Linked DNA regions of Homo sapiens: region 1 is linked to region 2. Evidence: read pairs that join two places in POLR2A ChIA-PET (ENCODE). Cell type or tissue: CD4-positive, alpha-beta T cell. All regions are shown on one strand. Links, peaks and the distances in the headings refer to the core of each region. The heading gives the core; the rest is flanking DNA.

Region 1 (7,631 bases), core at 1,778-6,777, 91 kb before region 2:
CTGAGTGGCTGAGTGAGCAACTGTAAATCAGGATGCTTGAAATCACTCCCCCTAATAAACACCTCTTTCCGCCAGGACTGCTAGACTTGGCTACATTTTATAGAGAAAATCGTTTGAAAAAGCTCTGCCAACAAACTATCAAGCAAGGCATCTGCGAGGAGAATGCCATCGCTCTGCTCTCGGCTGCGGTGAAGTATGATGCACAGGTAAGGAAAGCTTGCTTCCAGCTGCCGGCCTCCTGGAGAAATGGAACCCAGGTGTCTGCCTCGTACCTTAAACTAAAAGAAAGTCTGGGTAGAGGAAATATTTAATATTTTTTAAAAAATGAAGTAACAAGAGTACTAGACAACGTATAAGCAAGTATTTATATAATGTTGGGATGGACATCAAAGGCAGAAGCCATAAAGGATTTATAGCTCTGATTTAAAAAGATAAGAAACTTTTATCCACTTAAAAATACCATAGAGAAACTTACAAAGTAATGAGACACTGGGAAAAATACTTGCAACATATAATGAAGTCTGTTTACCAGAGTGAAAAACAAAAAGACAATAGGAACAGTTTGGTTGAAAGAAATGGACCAAAGAACAAATGGCTCTATAAATAGACAAAAAACATAAATGAAAACAAGGTATAACTTTTCACCTGTCAAAGCAGGAATATATTTTTAGAGATAATGTATAGGATCAGAATAATGGTGTTCTCCTAAACTGCTGATGAGAGTACAAATTGGTATGGAGAACAATTTGGTATAATATGTATTAAGCACCTTAAATTAAAGACATAATTCTTCAAGGAATTCACTCACAAGTATTTATCTTGAGGAATTAATCATGGATTTGCACAAAGACTTAGCTTCAAAGGTGTTTACTTCAGCAGTTTATAATTTTGAAAAATCAGAAAAAGGTTAGTGTGAATAGTGGAGGCTTGTTTATAAAATGTTAATATCAAGAAATTATGCAGCTATTCAAGATATATCACTAAGTGAAAAACTTATCCTATTTTTATTTTTTGAAAAAGTATAAATAGCTGAATAAAAAACTAAAATTCATTATCTACATAGAAAAAAAGACTGAAAACTATGCTTAGTGGTTATCATTGAATGGTGGGATTGTGGGTGATTTTTATTTTCTTCTCTTTGCTTATTTTTTTTTAACTTTTACAGTGACCATGTATTGTTATGATAATAAAGAAAGGAAAGAAAACCAATCTTAGAACCAAATCTTTAGGAAACAGGCTGTAACATCTTCGAGTCAGTTTCCTTTTGGTATAAGGATATCCTCTCCTTTGGTCAAAGAAAACAGAGACATTTTAGTAGATGAAAGGTTATAACTTTTTTTCTGTTTACATAAATAATACTATGCTTATTAAAGAAAATTTGTAAAAGACAAAAAGTGAGGAAGGTAATGACTCATCAACCAGAGAACATTAGCACTTTCATATAACAGCTTCTGAGTTTTTGTTTTATGTCACATTATATATTTGTAAATACTTGAAACCTAGATTTTTTTTCACTTAACATTAAAAAAAAAGTACTACCTCAAAACAATGACATTTAACAGCACAGTGAATGTTTTATATCAAGGCAATAACATATTGGGCACTTACAACACAGAATGTTTCATGGTCAGACAAAATCCATGCACTTTTCCTAGTCCATTCTTGAGCATCACAGTGATGAGCCACGGTGATGGAGGGCCATCTCAGATGTCAAGATGGTGGCACGTGGTGTTTGCATCTGAATCAGGCTTCATTTTTAATACTTTTTTATATTCTCTATTTATGTGAATTATTTGTCTGGCTACCTTCCAGCTCTCTGTTTTCTAGAAAGTAAGCTCTTTGAGGCATGGCAGGGACTTTGTTTTGCTCACAACCATATCCCCAGCGCCTAGGACGGTGTCTGACACAGAGTAGGTACCTACTAAATACCCCTTTCATGGATGTTCAGTTTTGCCTATAGAGATGCACTGTTGTACTACAGCCTGTCCAGCTAATTGCTGTACCCTAAATTAGTATAATAGACTATAAGTAAAATAGACTGTATATGTACTTAATGTAAAATACAAGCTTTCGTAAATAAAGAACAGTGCTGTATTTGATTTGCCTGGCTCAAATAAGCAAGAAATGGGCTCTTTCAGCAAATTATTATCCCTCATGCTGGACTGTCACTTAGTACATAATTAATATGAGCCAGGGATTATTCTAAGCACAGTTCATGTTTCATTTACTCCTCAAAACAACCTTATATGACATAGGCATTATTATATTAGATCCAGTTTATAAATGAGAAAACTGAAGCTTGGAAAGATTAAGTAATCTGAGTAAACTAGTAAACTGCAAAACTGGGATACAGTCCAAGATTGGGCACATTTTAAAACCGCATGTTTAACTACAATTCTCCATTGTCCTCAGTATTTTGAAATCAGGAGTATTTATGCATGGATTCAACAAATATTCACTGAGTGCCTGCTACATGCCTGGCACTGCCCTACGCACTGGGGTACTGCAAATGAACAAAACAATCCAAAATCTCTGCTCTCATGGGAATTTCTGGTGAGGGGAGATAGGTGATCAATAAATGAATAGGATATATAGTATGTCAGATGGTGACAAGTGATATGGAAAGAAGTAAGACAGGGAAGACAGCCTAGGGAATGCCATCCTGAGATGAAAGTTGAAATTTTAAATAGAATGGTCAGGGAGGCAAGACATCAGTGAGCAGGTGACTCAAGCAGAGACCTGAAGGAGGTGTGGGTGGTGTGTTCTGGGAAAAGCAAGCCCGGTGTGGAGGGAGCACAGTGGGGAGGGAAGTAGCTGATGAGGCAGGGAGATGGTGCGGTGGAGGTGCACAGTGGCGTGTGTGGGAGGAGGCAGGGCCTGCAGAGTCCATAGGCAAGTTTCAGGAATCAGAGTTCCAAGGTGAGTGGCCATCAGAGGGTTTGGAGAGGAGCAGATATGATGGGCATTTGAAGTAATCCTCCTGCCTCCTGGCTGCTGTGTTGAGGAGGGAGGGAGGGAGGTAGGGAGAGAGAGAGAGGGTGAGAGAGAGAAGAGAAGAGAGAGAGAGAGAGAGAGAGAGAGTGTGTGTGTGTGTGTGTGTGTGTGTGGAGAGAGAGAGAGGGTGAGAGAGAGAAGAGTGTGTGTGTGTGTGTGTGTGTGTGTGTGTGTGTGAAGGAGGGTACTTAGGAGGCTGTATAATCCAGTAAGTGATGATGGTGGATTGGTCCAAGTTATCACCTGTGGGGATGGTAAAAAGTGGTTAAGATTTTGAATACATTTTGAAAGTAGAGCCAACAGGATGTGCGGATGGATTAGATGTGAGGAAAAAAAAGACGACTGAGGAGGTTCTGTCCCTCAGCAGCTGTAAGGATGAAAGTGGCATCTATTGAGATATAGAAGATAGGAGCAACATTTTGGGGGAAATATCAGAAATTTGGTTTTGAATATGAGAAGTATGTGATGTCTATTAGACATCCAAATGGAAATGTCTAATAAGCAAATTGGATAAGCAAGCCTGGAAGTCAGAGAGAAATGTGCTGAAGTCAAAGCTATGAGGCAGTGACGTGAGACAGGTTTGAAGATTAAGTCCTGAGCACTCTGTGCTTAGAGGTTAAGGAGATAAGGAGACACCAGCAAAGGAGACTGAAGAGGAGTGAGCAGTAACGGAAGAGAGAAACCAGCAGACCGTTTCCTGCAGGCTGGGAAAGAAAGCGAAACAGGAAGGAAGAAGTCCGAACCACACCAGATGCTGCTGGCACGTCTGCACGAGGACTGAGAACTGACGAGTGGGTTTGGCGATGAGAACGCCGGAGGGGCCTTGGCAAGCAGTTTTAGCGCAGTGAGGCGGGAAGTCTGATCGGAGCGTGGAAGTAGAGGAACTGAAGATGGGGAATAGAGGCAGCTTTTCATGGTAATTTTATTATAAAGATAAAAAGGAAGAGCTTTGGGGCATTTGAGGTAAAACATCTTTACTTTTTTAAGATGTGGGAAATGGAAGCTTGTCTAATGATGCAAATGACTCAGTGAAGGGGAACAAGCCAGTGATGCAGGGGACAGTTGGTAGAGCAGGGCCCCTTAGTAGGTGGAGCAGTGGGATCTAGTGACAGAGCAAGGGCTCTGCTTTCTATAGGGTCTTGGACCTTTGATCCAGAGAAGATTGCATCCACAGGCCTCTCTGTAATAGGCAAGGAGACGTGGTGGGGAGAGCTTGTGGAGGTTCTTTTCAAGTGATTCTGGTTCTCAGTGAAATAGGAAGTCATGTCAGCTGAGGATGAGGATGAGAGGGGAGATGTCAGGCTTATGGGGAGAAGTATGAGAGTCCTGTAGGAGAATGAGCAAACTAGGAGAATGTGGTAGGACTGCAGGACAGAACAGAGGGCCCCATTTTGAACATGAAGCCATACAGAGTGGTAGCATTCAAAATAGACTACAATTCTTTAACTGAAAAATAATGGGGGCCTTGTTTTCTATGGACAGAATTCCCCTATAACCAGTACCACCACCCTATGCCAATTTATTGAATTCTTAGAATCACAGGAACTCTTTCCAAGTCCTGTCCTTAATTTAGTATTTAGGGGAAGATCCCACTCTAGAATAAAGTAAAGGAGCATGGATCCAAGTGATAACTTTTTAGGGTCCTTTCATTCTCCCATTAATTAGCAATTTTCCTGATGCTGTCCAGATCTGTGAGGCATCAAACTGCCCAGCCACCTAACTCCAGACACACTCTAATGTGTGTGGTGTAGGTATGAATTCCTCCATTCCTCTCTGTAGACTTCAGCCAAAGAGATGATGCATCTCTATCTGGTTTCACTTTTGTGTGCTGTAGGCAAAAATGTCATTTCTAAAAATTTAAGCAACAGCACATAATTTTAAATGGACTCTGAGATATTCAGCATGTATCATTGAAGCACATTTTTATGTATAGTATGCTGTGATGACAAGTGGGTGTGTGAATTTTCCCTGTTTATCACTGAGGGCTTACCTGGGACAGAGACACATCATATTGCTGGTGTGGTACCAACAGCCTGCCCAGTTATCTTCAGGCATGAAATAAACATTTTCCTAGTATAGTTTCTTTCTTTTCTTAAAAGAAAATGTACCGTAGGTTTATATGTACATTGGCAAGGCTATCAGCATTGCTATTTTTTTTATTTTTTCCATCTTCAGCATTTGCTATAATTTATGTCTAAAGAAGAAAAGACTATCGTGTGTAATGTTCATATGTAATTGCTTAGAAAGTATTTGGGGCTTTTATTTTTTATAAATTACCTACAGTAGCTTGGAGAGGAAACTTTTAAAAATTGACCACCACCTAGCAGCATCTTGTCCTAGGCCAAGTAGCCTAGGGTTTGAGGCATATTGGAGGTCTCAGCACCCTGCCCTCACTTCTCCAGGGCCAAAAAGCATCTGGTCAGCCTCATTCTGATTTTCAAGTTATAGTTCTAATCAAGAGAATTATTACAGCATTATTCTTTGGCCCAGAGTGCATTACAGTAAGCCAGAAAACACCAATCTGTTGGGTCTCTCTTACCAGAGACTTGGAAGTCATGATTTCTTTAAAGCATTTTCCCAGTTGAGATTATTGAAGGCATATGTAGTGTGATCAAATCCATCCATCCCATCCTGTGTCGTCTCATAAAGAGAAAAAGCGGTGGCCTGTTAATGACTTCAGAGCAGCAATTTCTTGGCATTACTGCTTTTTATGGCTTACCTTTTTCTTCCATCAACTCTTTATAGGCAGACATACTTAAAGACGCTGATATAAATATAAAAGAGGAGTATAGGGCTTTTAACAATTATTGAAAGTGAAATCAACAGTTACAAATACTGTCACTAGACAAAGGTACCAAGGAATTCACACACTCACATGCCTATCTCTGGGAAGAAAAAGTTAGATTCTTTACCTAGGTTAGTGCGGAGGAACTTGAATGTTACTCTGTGCTACTTAAATTTTTACAAGCATAGATGATTCATACTTGTTATACTTTTTATGACTATTCTTTAGGTATTACCATGCCATCATTTCCTCCACTTGCCTATTAAATCCTTTTTCTTTGCCTAACTTGTTTTAGCGATTTTCATGCTATGTTGCATTGAATTAGTAAATATGAATTTATTAAACCATCTTTGTTGTTGTTCCTAGGATTTAGAAGAATTCTGCTTCAGGTTTTGCATAAACCATCTGACTGTAGTAACACAAACATCAGGTTTTGCAGAAATGGACCATGATCTCCTGAAGAACTTTATCAGCAAAGCAAGCAGAGTTGGAGCCTTTAAAAATTGATCCCATCTGCAGGAAAGTTTTTGAGCCTTTCCATTTCCCCTGCAAAAGCCAGAGATGAATCACTTCTCTTTAATTAATAGTATGTATGATGAGCTATGTTTGGCTGAGTACTTGTAACTGTCAGAAGAAGGATGGTGGTGAGTGGTCTTTGTCTGCCTAAACCCAGAGTTTATGTAGAAAGCATTGAATGTTCTGATCAGATGTGACTAAGGTCAAGGAAAAAAAATTGAAATATCTTATTTACCATTTCCTCTTTTTGAGTCACTTAAATTGGACACCTTTGGTACCCTGGTCTCAGTATATGCTATTCTGGCCCAAATGTTCCATTATTCAGCTGGCTGATACCACATAGATAGCTTGACAAGGAGTGCTGTCTGTCCTTACCACATTTTCAGCACTCAGCACAGTGCCTTGTGTATAATAGGCACTCAATTTATTATAAATCTTCAGTATGTCCTGAGAACAGCTTTAGTCATGGAATACTGGGAGAAGGAATAACTTTCACAAAATAAACTTAAAACAGCCTGTAATTATTGAGGTTCATATTCTTCTGGTATATCATTCTGAGAAATTGTGGCTAATTTAGAACATTGTTTAGAATTGACAAAAGGCCCTGGCAATTAAATTGTCAAGGCCCAAGGGCTAATTTTAATTTTCTTTTTACTTGGAGTCATTCATTAATTTCTCACATGGGATTATGGAGTATGAAGTATTATCTTTGAATGAAATTCCTGGGCTGATCTGCCTTACATAATCACATAAGGTCCTTTGCTTTTCTTTGTGTTAAGAGGGACTTGCCTCTGTAAATGAAAATGACAATGTGCTTTTCTTGTAGTTGACTTTCATGTCACTCACTATAAAATAGGTCTCTTAACCTGGCACCAGTATAACTATAAAGCACTAGCTGAGAAGGAACTGATACTTACATTTCATGGACAGCATTAACAAGAATGAGATAAATTTGTACTTTTTAGATCAAAACAAATTACCTAATTGCAAAAGAGAAACTGAAATGGAACATAGTCTCAGATTCTTCTAATGTGTATCTCACAATGTCATGTAATGTAAAGGAAACCCTTTTGGAATTAGAATTCTTGTTCTGATGCTGAACTATTTGGTAATAAAGTGCTTATTTGCAGATAACAGAACAAATGTGTTGGGGTTTTTTTTAATCCCAAAACAGCAGCAAAATTATAAAATGTCAACCTCATGTCTCTTAGATGTACATAAATAAATTGGATATATTATGCTCTTATCAAGCAGTTACTCGGATAAAGTCTCATAGGAAAGCCCACCCTAGACCACAAATAGCTTATAAACAACCTAATTATCATTCATATTATTG
Region 2 (7,631 bases), core at 1,273-6,272:
TCTCTGCTCTGGTGTGACAGTTTTTTTATTAGGTCTTATGATTTCCCTTTTGTGGATTCTTTTTTCATTTTTTTAAAGCATATTCCCTAGTAATTTCATTTCAAAAGGGCAGTCAAAAGATAAACATTCTGAGTCCTTGCATTTCCAAATTTCATTTTGCTGTCATATTTGACAAATTTTAGGTTATAAAATATCCAGTATTCCTAATGAGAACTTCTGTGCTGATCTGGATCTCATTCCCCTAAAATAGCTTACTTTTTCTCTCTGGAAGCTTTTATAATTTTCTCATTATCTTTAGAATTCTGAATTTTTTGCTGGGTGGGGTGGCTCACACCTATAATTCCAGCACTTTGGGAGGCCGAGGCAGGCGGATCACGATGTCAGGAGTTTAAGATCAGGCTAACCAACATGGTGAAAACCCGTCTCTACTAAAAATACAAAAATTATCTGGGCGCGTTGTCTCGTGCCTGTAATCCCAGCTACTCAGGAGGCTAAGGCAGGAGAATCGTTTGAACCTAGGAGGCAGCGGTTGCAGTGAGCGGAGATCACACCATTGCACTCCAGCCTGGGCGACAGAGCGAGACTGTCATTAAAAAAAAACAAAAAGTATCCACATTCATTCATCATGCTTGGCACTATGGGCCCTTTCCATCTGAAGCCCCCTGGTTTTCATTAGTTTTGGAATTTTTTTTTTCTGTTCTTTTTTATTATTTTCTCTCCTCCATTTCCTCTGGTCTTTCTTATGGTAATGAATAAATATTGAACTGAGGTACCTGAAAATACCAAAGTAAGGAACTACATAACCTACCAGTACAATACTTTGTTGTATTTTCCTCCTAGGAAGAACTGCCTTTCCTATTTCTTTTTCTTTAGGTCTGTTACAGAAGTCTCGGTTTACTTCAATTTCTGTTCTGCTTCTCTCTTTGGCACCATCAGGAAACCCTAGCCCCGTGTCTGTAAGTGTACACAAAATTTGAAGGTGGGCGCGGGCTTGTATCTGTACAGTTTATGCACTGCACAACAGCATGGGGCTTCAGCCTAAACTCTGCATACCAAGCTTAGGGTTGCTGTGTCCGGACGGCATCTTTTTATAATCCATTAGTAAAGAGGAAGGTGCTTTTTTTTCGTTTTTCTTTGAGACAGTGTCTCATTCTGTCACCCAGACTGGAATGCAGTAGTGCAGTCACGGCTCCCTGCAGCCTCAACTTCCCAGGCTCAAGCAATCCTCCCTCCTCAGCCTCCCAAGTAGCTGGGACTACAGAGGTGCATTTTTTTTATTCTCATAGGCTGGCATGGCCTTAGATGGGGGACTGGTCCAGGTGTTTCATGTTCTTAAAATGTTGCTCACAAAGTGTAGTACCCAGACCAGCAGCATCAGTATCACCTGGAAACATATCAGAAATACAAATTCTTGGACCCTACACTGGAAACTTTGTGACTGGGCCCAGCAATCTGTAATATGTGTTTTAACAAGCCCTCCTGGTAATTTTGATGCATGCTCAAGTTTGAGGACCATTGCCAAACAGCACTTTAGAAAACCTTCCTGATTATTGCCCCACTCTCTGTATCTGCTACTTTGAGCTTGGGGGCTCTCTAAGACTCCCACTTCCACCAGTCCCCTTTCCTGGGGGTGTTGTGTGCTGTGGTTTTCTCTACTTTATTGTATCCACAATACACTCATCATTTATTTTTTATACTAAAAAAATGAATCAACTCCTCCACTTCCCTCCACAGTTTTTCTGCTTCACAGTCTGAGTACTGCTGGGTTTCACTCCCCTGTGATATGTGTCTTTTTTGTCACTTCTGTAGGGTTTGCGGGGAGAAAGGAGGTAGAAGTGTGTGTTCAGTCTGCTCTTCCGATACACTGAGTTCCATTATCTCATTATAAATGAGAAATAGTTTCATTTTTAAAAGCAATTGCACAATCCAAGTTACACAAAAAGTCATACTACTTAAGCCCTTTGACTGCTGCTAAAAAATAGTGTTTTTACATCAAAACACAGGAGATCTTTAAATTACTAACAACATAACCTTCAATTTAATTTTCTTTTAAAACTGATAATTTTCCAACTAATTTTACCAATTATTGTTAGCTCATATTTTAATAGGACATAAAACCTATGAATCATAGGTTTTATATATAAAAAAGGTAAAAAGGTTTTATATATAGTACTTTACGAACAGAAGCAATTTATTTAAATAAAAATGAATACTACTTAAGACTTAGCACTAAAAAATTATACCATTTGATTTATATGTCATATAGGTAATTTTTGCTAATGGCCAAAATTATTGGACAAAAATTACTATACTTTATGTTGTGGTCTCATAAGACTTCCTGAGATGACAAAGACTGAAACACACATGATTCAATATAATCTTAGCTACCTAAAACGAGGGGAAAAAATGGACCTGCATTTAAAGAAAAATAAAGCAAAGGACACATATAAATAGTTTCTGTAGGCCAAGAGTGGCAGCTCATGACTAATCCCAGCACTTTGGGAAGCCAAAGCAATAGGATCACTTGAGTCTAGGAGTTTGAGACCAGCCTGGGCAACAGCAAGACCCCGTCTCTACAAAGAATAAAAAAAATTAGCTGGGTGTGTTGGCTCACACCTGTAGTCACATCTACTAAGGAGGCTGAGGTGGGAGGATCACTTGAGCCCAAGAGTTCAAGGCTTCAGTGAGCTATGATTGTGTCATTGCACTCCAGCCTGGGAAAACAGAGTGAGACTCATCTGTTTAAAAAAAAAAAAAGGTTTTCTACAAGGGATTTCTTTACCACTCTCCATCCCTTCCCCAGGCCATTTGTTCTTCATTGGAACTGAAATGTGCAAACGTTTATTTTCAGAAGACCCCGTTAAAATATGTGGGTTCAACTAAATCAGATGCCAATCTAAAAGTGTACACTATTAAAGGTGTCTGATATTCCTATGAAAAAGATAATGCAAAAAAATTATATTTTCAAGAACAGATAGTAAGTTCAGTATTGGATTAGTGTATCCTATGTTCATTTTTGTTTATGACTCATGTAAAAGACAAGTAATTTCACTTCTCCACCTTTTTCATCTTAATGTTTAAAAGAAAAAAACTAAATGATAAAACCTAATATAAAAACTATCATTACTTAATATGTAAATTTAAAAACTTTTAGACAATTAAATTATCTTAAAATAAGAAAAGGGCATAATGATAAAATGACCAGACTTAAAAGATAGCAAGACAGATTTATGTTAGTCTTTGAAGAATTCTTAAGGAATATAATCAAAATCTTAAAGATAAATTTGTTGTTATATTTAGTGGAGATAAGAACCACTGAAACTTAGCAAAGTAAGAAAAGGCTTTTTTGAAAAGGCTAAGAAACAAATCCAGCTGTTTCCTATTCTACGTTTCCTTATCATGTTCTAAATCTAGCACTTACAGGAAGACACCAAAAATACCTTTGATATTTGGCCATTTCTGAGAAAAGCTGAAAATATGAAGACCCAATTAAGTAAATTAGTAACAACACCAAGGACCACAAATGTGTATGTTGAAACAGACTGGGTCGTGACAGTTCAGAGTTTTTAAAACATGCTATAAATAGTTGGAAAAATGAAATGCCAAAAAGTTGTTCTATTTTATAATTAAAGGTAAGTAAGCTTAGATGATTGAAGCATAATTGCCTTAGAGTAGTTCTAAAATTTTAGTAAACTCAATAATTAATAACAGCCTTTTATTTTGCTGCAGAAATTCAGAAGCCACACTAATTAGGATCGATTTCTCCTATTTCTCTTCTTTGTTTCTTGCATATCCAGAATTCTAGAGCCCTTCCTCACAATTCCAGTTAAGATTTGACTGTAAGTTTACAAACTGAAAATTCTAAAACTAAATTCAAGTAATTATCTAACATCATGACTCTTTATAAAATTCTCTGAATAAGAGTATATGTGCTTCCATCCCACAGGTTAGGTACAGAGAGTATGTCCTAGCTATTCTTCTACCATTGCTACTTCCCTTCTTGTTTGTACTTGAATAGTGAACTAACACCACCCTCAGGGTAATTACTGACATGATTCATAACTAAAGCAACATAACAAATTCCAACTGTAATATAACAGTGAACACTGCCCATACTTAACAATGCTGGAGTCCCATGATGCCTTTTCCCCCTGAACTTTTTCCATTTTGAGAAGGTGATGGGGGAGGAGGGGTGCCTCAAGAGAAGAGAAAAATTCTCTGTACTTATAGTAAGCCAAGATAAACAGGTTAATACTGTGTAACTGAATCCTCGGTTCTCTGTTCTTATGAAATCACTGTATAGCAGAGGAAAAGGAATGAAGGGTACTAACAATTAATTGTTATGTTTCTAATTACTATTCTCATAAATGCTCATTTATTCCTCACAACAACTGAAAGTTATCCCTATTTTACATACAAGGAAACCTGAGATACAGAGACATAATTTGTTCAGAACCACACCAAAGCAAGTTACATGACATCTCTGGACCTCAGGTCTCTTTATCTATAAAATAGGGATAGCAGTGTTTACACTTCCAGGCTTCTGTGAATATTAAGTAAGATCCGCTAATTCAAAGTCTAGGCCCTTTTTGCCATAGCATAGTAACACTCACAAACACAAAAATACAAACACAGATAAAACATGAGCAAATAAACGAATCATGACAATGCACATACCAAACAGTAAACTAATATACACTAAAAGGCAACATAGAGGCTAAAAGTATAGTCTCTGGAACCAGATAGCCTGAGTTAAAATTCTGGCTCTGTCACCAACCAGTTTTGTGGACACAGGAAAGTTTCTCCATCTGTGAAACAGTGATGACAGAATCTATTTCATAGAGTTGTGAGAAGTTATGAGTTAATACACTGAAGCACTTTTAACAGTACCTATAATAGGACATATGCAAAAACATTACCTATTATTACTTCTACACTGAAATGTCACACACATAAATGAGAGTTATTTTGATGCTGGTCTGTATAATTATCAGACAAACTTCCAAAGAAGTAAGCAAGTGATGAGCACTACTTCCTAAACTAAGTTTCTATGAGCTACCTACAGGACATTCCTGAGTTGTTAGATTTTTGTTTGTTTTTTATTTTTGGACATCCTTGAATTTCTTAGTCCCTTTTGCCAATTAATGAACAAAGAGAATGGGTAATGTGTATAATATGGATGGTGTGGTGGGGAGGAGTGACATGAATAGACAAGTTATGAATATTTCTCTACAGTAAACTCTGGCATTTTTTCATATGTCAGAGTGTTTTAAAATTAAAGAAGGGTATAGATACATAGAGAAAAGAATAGACTTAGGGATCAGACATAGGACTCAGGTACTACAAGTTACTTGAGCAAAGGTTTAGAAATGAAAATGATTTTATGTTTAAAATCATAAACAGATCTGGATGAAGAACTCAGGCTTACATAAGCATTTAACACAGAATACCTGCATTGATTTATAAGTTATCTCAGTTTCTTTAGATTTTCTTATTGTTGTCCTTTTTAACATATGAGGACCCACATGAAAACCCATTTAATGCCTTATTAATCCTTAACAATGATGAAGAAAGTTATTTTATTACATTGAGCTTATATTCCTAGATCTTTAAGCAATCATCTAATTACATTTCATATGTAGCATATCCTTGCTACATTTCAGTGGATGATTATTCATATGAGTTAAATTACTATCTTTTTTTGTTTGTATTCTTTCTGCTTATCTATCTTAAAATTTTTGTAGATTATTAGTTCACTAGCAGAAAAATAATGTCACTATAAAATATTTATTCCTAAGATATTGCCTTCTTTTATTTTCCCTTCTTTGTCGTTACATTTTTGCATTCGTATAGAAGATGACTTTAGGCATACCTGGAATCTTTTACTAAAAACAGAGAAAGAGTAAAACAACAACAAAAACCTCAGGTCCAATGTTTCAGTCTACGAAAACAATCTAGATGTCTATTTCACCTCATTGTCACCCCTTCCCTTGAAAGTTGATCCAAATACCTAATTTCAACCTAAATTATTGTGGATTCTGAAAACACTTATAGTAAATTCTCATTTCTAGGAGTTGCATGAATGAAACATATATGCATACTAGCATTTACTTTTATAATATAGTTTGCTCATTTTTGTAAAGTCTTCTTTTAATCCTTCTTCCTGAGGAATAAGCCAGACCAATAGTCACAGTGCACTGCACAAAGGAGCTAGTCAACAAATGTTACTTTTCCCTTTCTTGTTACTTATTAGCTCCTAGGCAAAACACTTCCCTTGTTACTCAGGATAAAAAATACACATACATATTATGCTTTCACTTAGAATAAAATTAACTTACTATTTGTATTGCTCCCTTTATACTGTCCCATATGCCTGACTATATATTATAGAGGTAGTAAAAACAGCATGAATGATTTCACAGAAATAATGTAGTACAGTGACAGAGACCTTTACTAGAAACCAGTATGGAATTTGGAATCAAACCAATATGAGTTCAAATGCCAACTGGGTGACCTCAGACAAATTACTTAAAGAGAGCTGATGATCTGTTCTAGGGAAGTGTAATGAAGTATATTAAAATAATAATATAATAAATATGAGAGACAGCTTTAAAAAAAAATTACAGGACTCTATCAAACTATTGAGAAAGAAAAGGAGAAAGTGCTCAGTATTTAAGCCCAGATGATTTGAAAAGTAATGGAAAAATAGACATAGTGGGAAGCAAAGTTGCATTTAGAACAAGCTAAATAATTTCAGTTTTGAATAATGAAGTCAAGTCTCCTAAATCACTTGAGAAACTAGTATTTAGCTGTGGAAGTCAAGGGCAAAGCTATATTAGGAATATATTGGGTCAGAGTGAGAAAGGTTAAAGCTTTAGCTATGTTTTCAGAATTGAATTTTTTAAAATTAAAATAAAATGTTTCCTCTTTCTGGCAAAGAAAAGTAAATACATGGTTATTTTAGGTAATTCATGAGAAGCTTTTAAAAATATAGCATAATTGCTTTATCATTATATTAGCATGGCTGTTGTGTAAAAGTATATATGGCATCATACTGCTTCATTGTCCTGGCCCATGCTTTTAAAAAGTGTTAAATGTGGCTTAATCGTTATCTTACAATTCACTTGCCTTCCTGAGTTGTAGCTCTCAGCAAAATATAACTTAAAACAAATAATGTCCAATGGTAAATACTTAAAATACTTCTGCAAAGTACACCAAAGGTTAATGACCCACCATACAAACATACAACAGATATCCTTTTTGGTTTTTTCAGAGCCACAGACTGTTCTCCCTTTTGTGTTTGCTTCCCATCAATTTTGACATTTCAAAAGAATACCAAAAAAGCTTAAAATTTTGTTTATAAGTTTGTCAATGAATCAGGACTCTAAAACTATGGGCTATTCATTACAAATTATACTCATACATAAAATGACCCTCGATTTAAATTTGAAAAGATAATTTGAAAGATATATTTTAAATATTTTCTGTTTTTTTATTATACTTTAAGTTCTAGGATACATGTGCAGAATGTGCAGGTTTGTTACATAGGTATACGCGTGCCATGGTGGTTTGCTGCACCTATCAACCCATCATCTACATTAGGTATTTTTCCTAATGCTATCCCTCCCTTA

What was found. ChIA-PET counts read pairs that join two places held together with the same protein. Peaks named below come from ENCODE experiments on the same cell type or tissue, not always from the same donor. Only the 100,000 strongest peaks of a DNase experiment are listed, where the experiment ranks them.
Region 1: POLR2A ChIA-PET joins it to region 2 with 11 read pairs; 10 of 35 experiments call an interaction of 5 or more read pairs at or near these places.

The regions. Positions count from the first base shown.
Region 1 is chr13:48,488,766-48,496,396 of GRCh38, reverse strand. It overlaps RCBTB2 (RCC1 and BTB domain containing protein 2), which reads left to right. Exons shown (of 15, transcript NM_001268.4): 14 at 76-206; 15 at 6,146-7,434. The coding sequence ends at 6,286. Among named protein-coding and RNA genes, the nearest start is that of RCBTB2, 40 kb to the left of the region's middle. RefSeq lists enhancers at 2,837-2,916, 7,118-7,167, 7,178-7,317. In CD4-positive, alpha-beta T cell, for the core only: no CTCF peak of the experiment used is centred there; DNase peaks (open chromatin) are centred at 3,166 and 3,726; H3K4me3 peaks cover 3,545 bases; H3K27ac peaks cover 3,751 bases.
Region 2 is chr13:48,397,506-48,405,136 of GRCh38, reverse strand. The region is part of intron 17 of RB1 (RB transcriptional corepressor 1); the gene reads right to left. It also overlaps a transcript of LPAR6 not described here. Among named protein-coding and RNA genes, the nearest start is that of LPAR6, 12 kb to the left of the region's middle. In CD4-positive, alpha-beta T cell, for the core only: a CTCF peak has its summit at 3,909; DNase peaks (open chromatin) are centred at 1,806, 3,436 and 4,026; H3K4me3 peaks cover 1,301 bases; H3K27ac peaks cover 3,836 bases.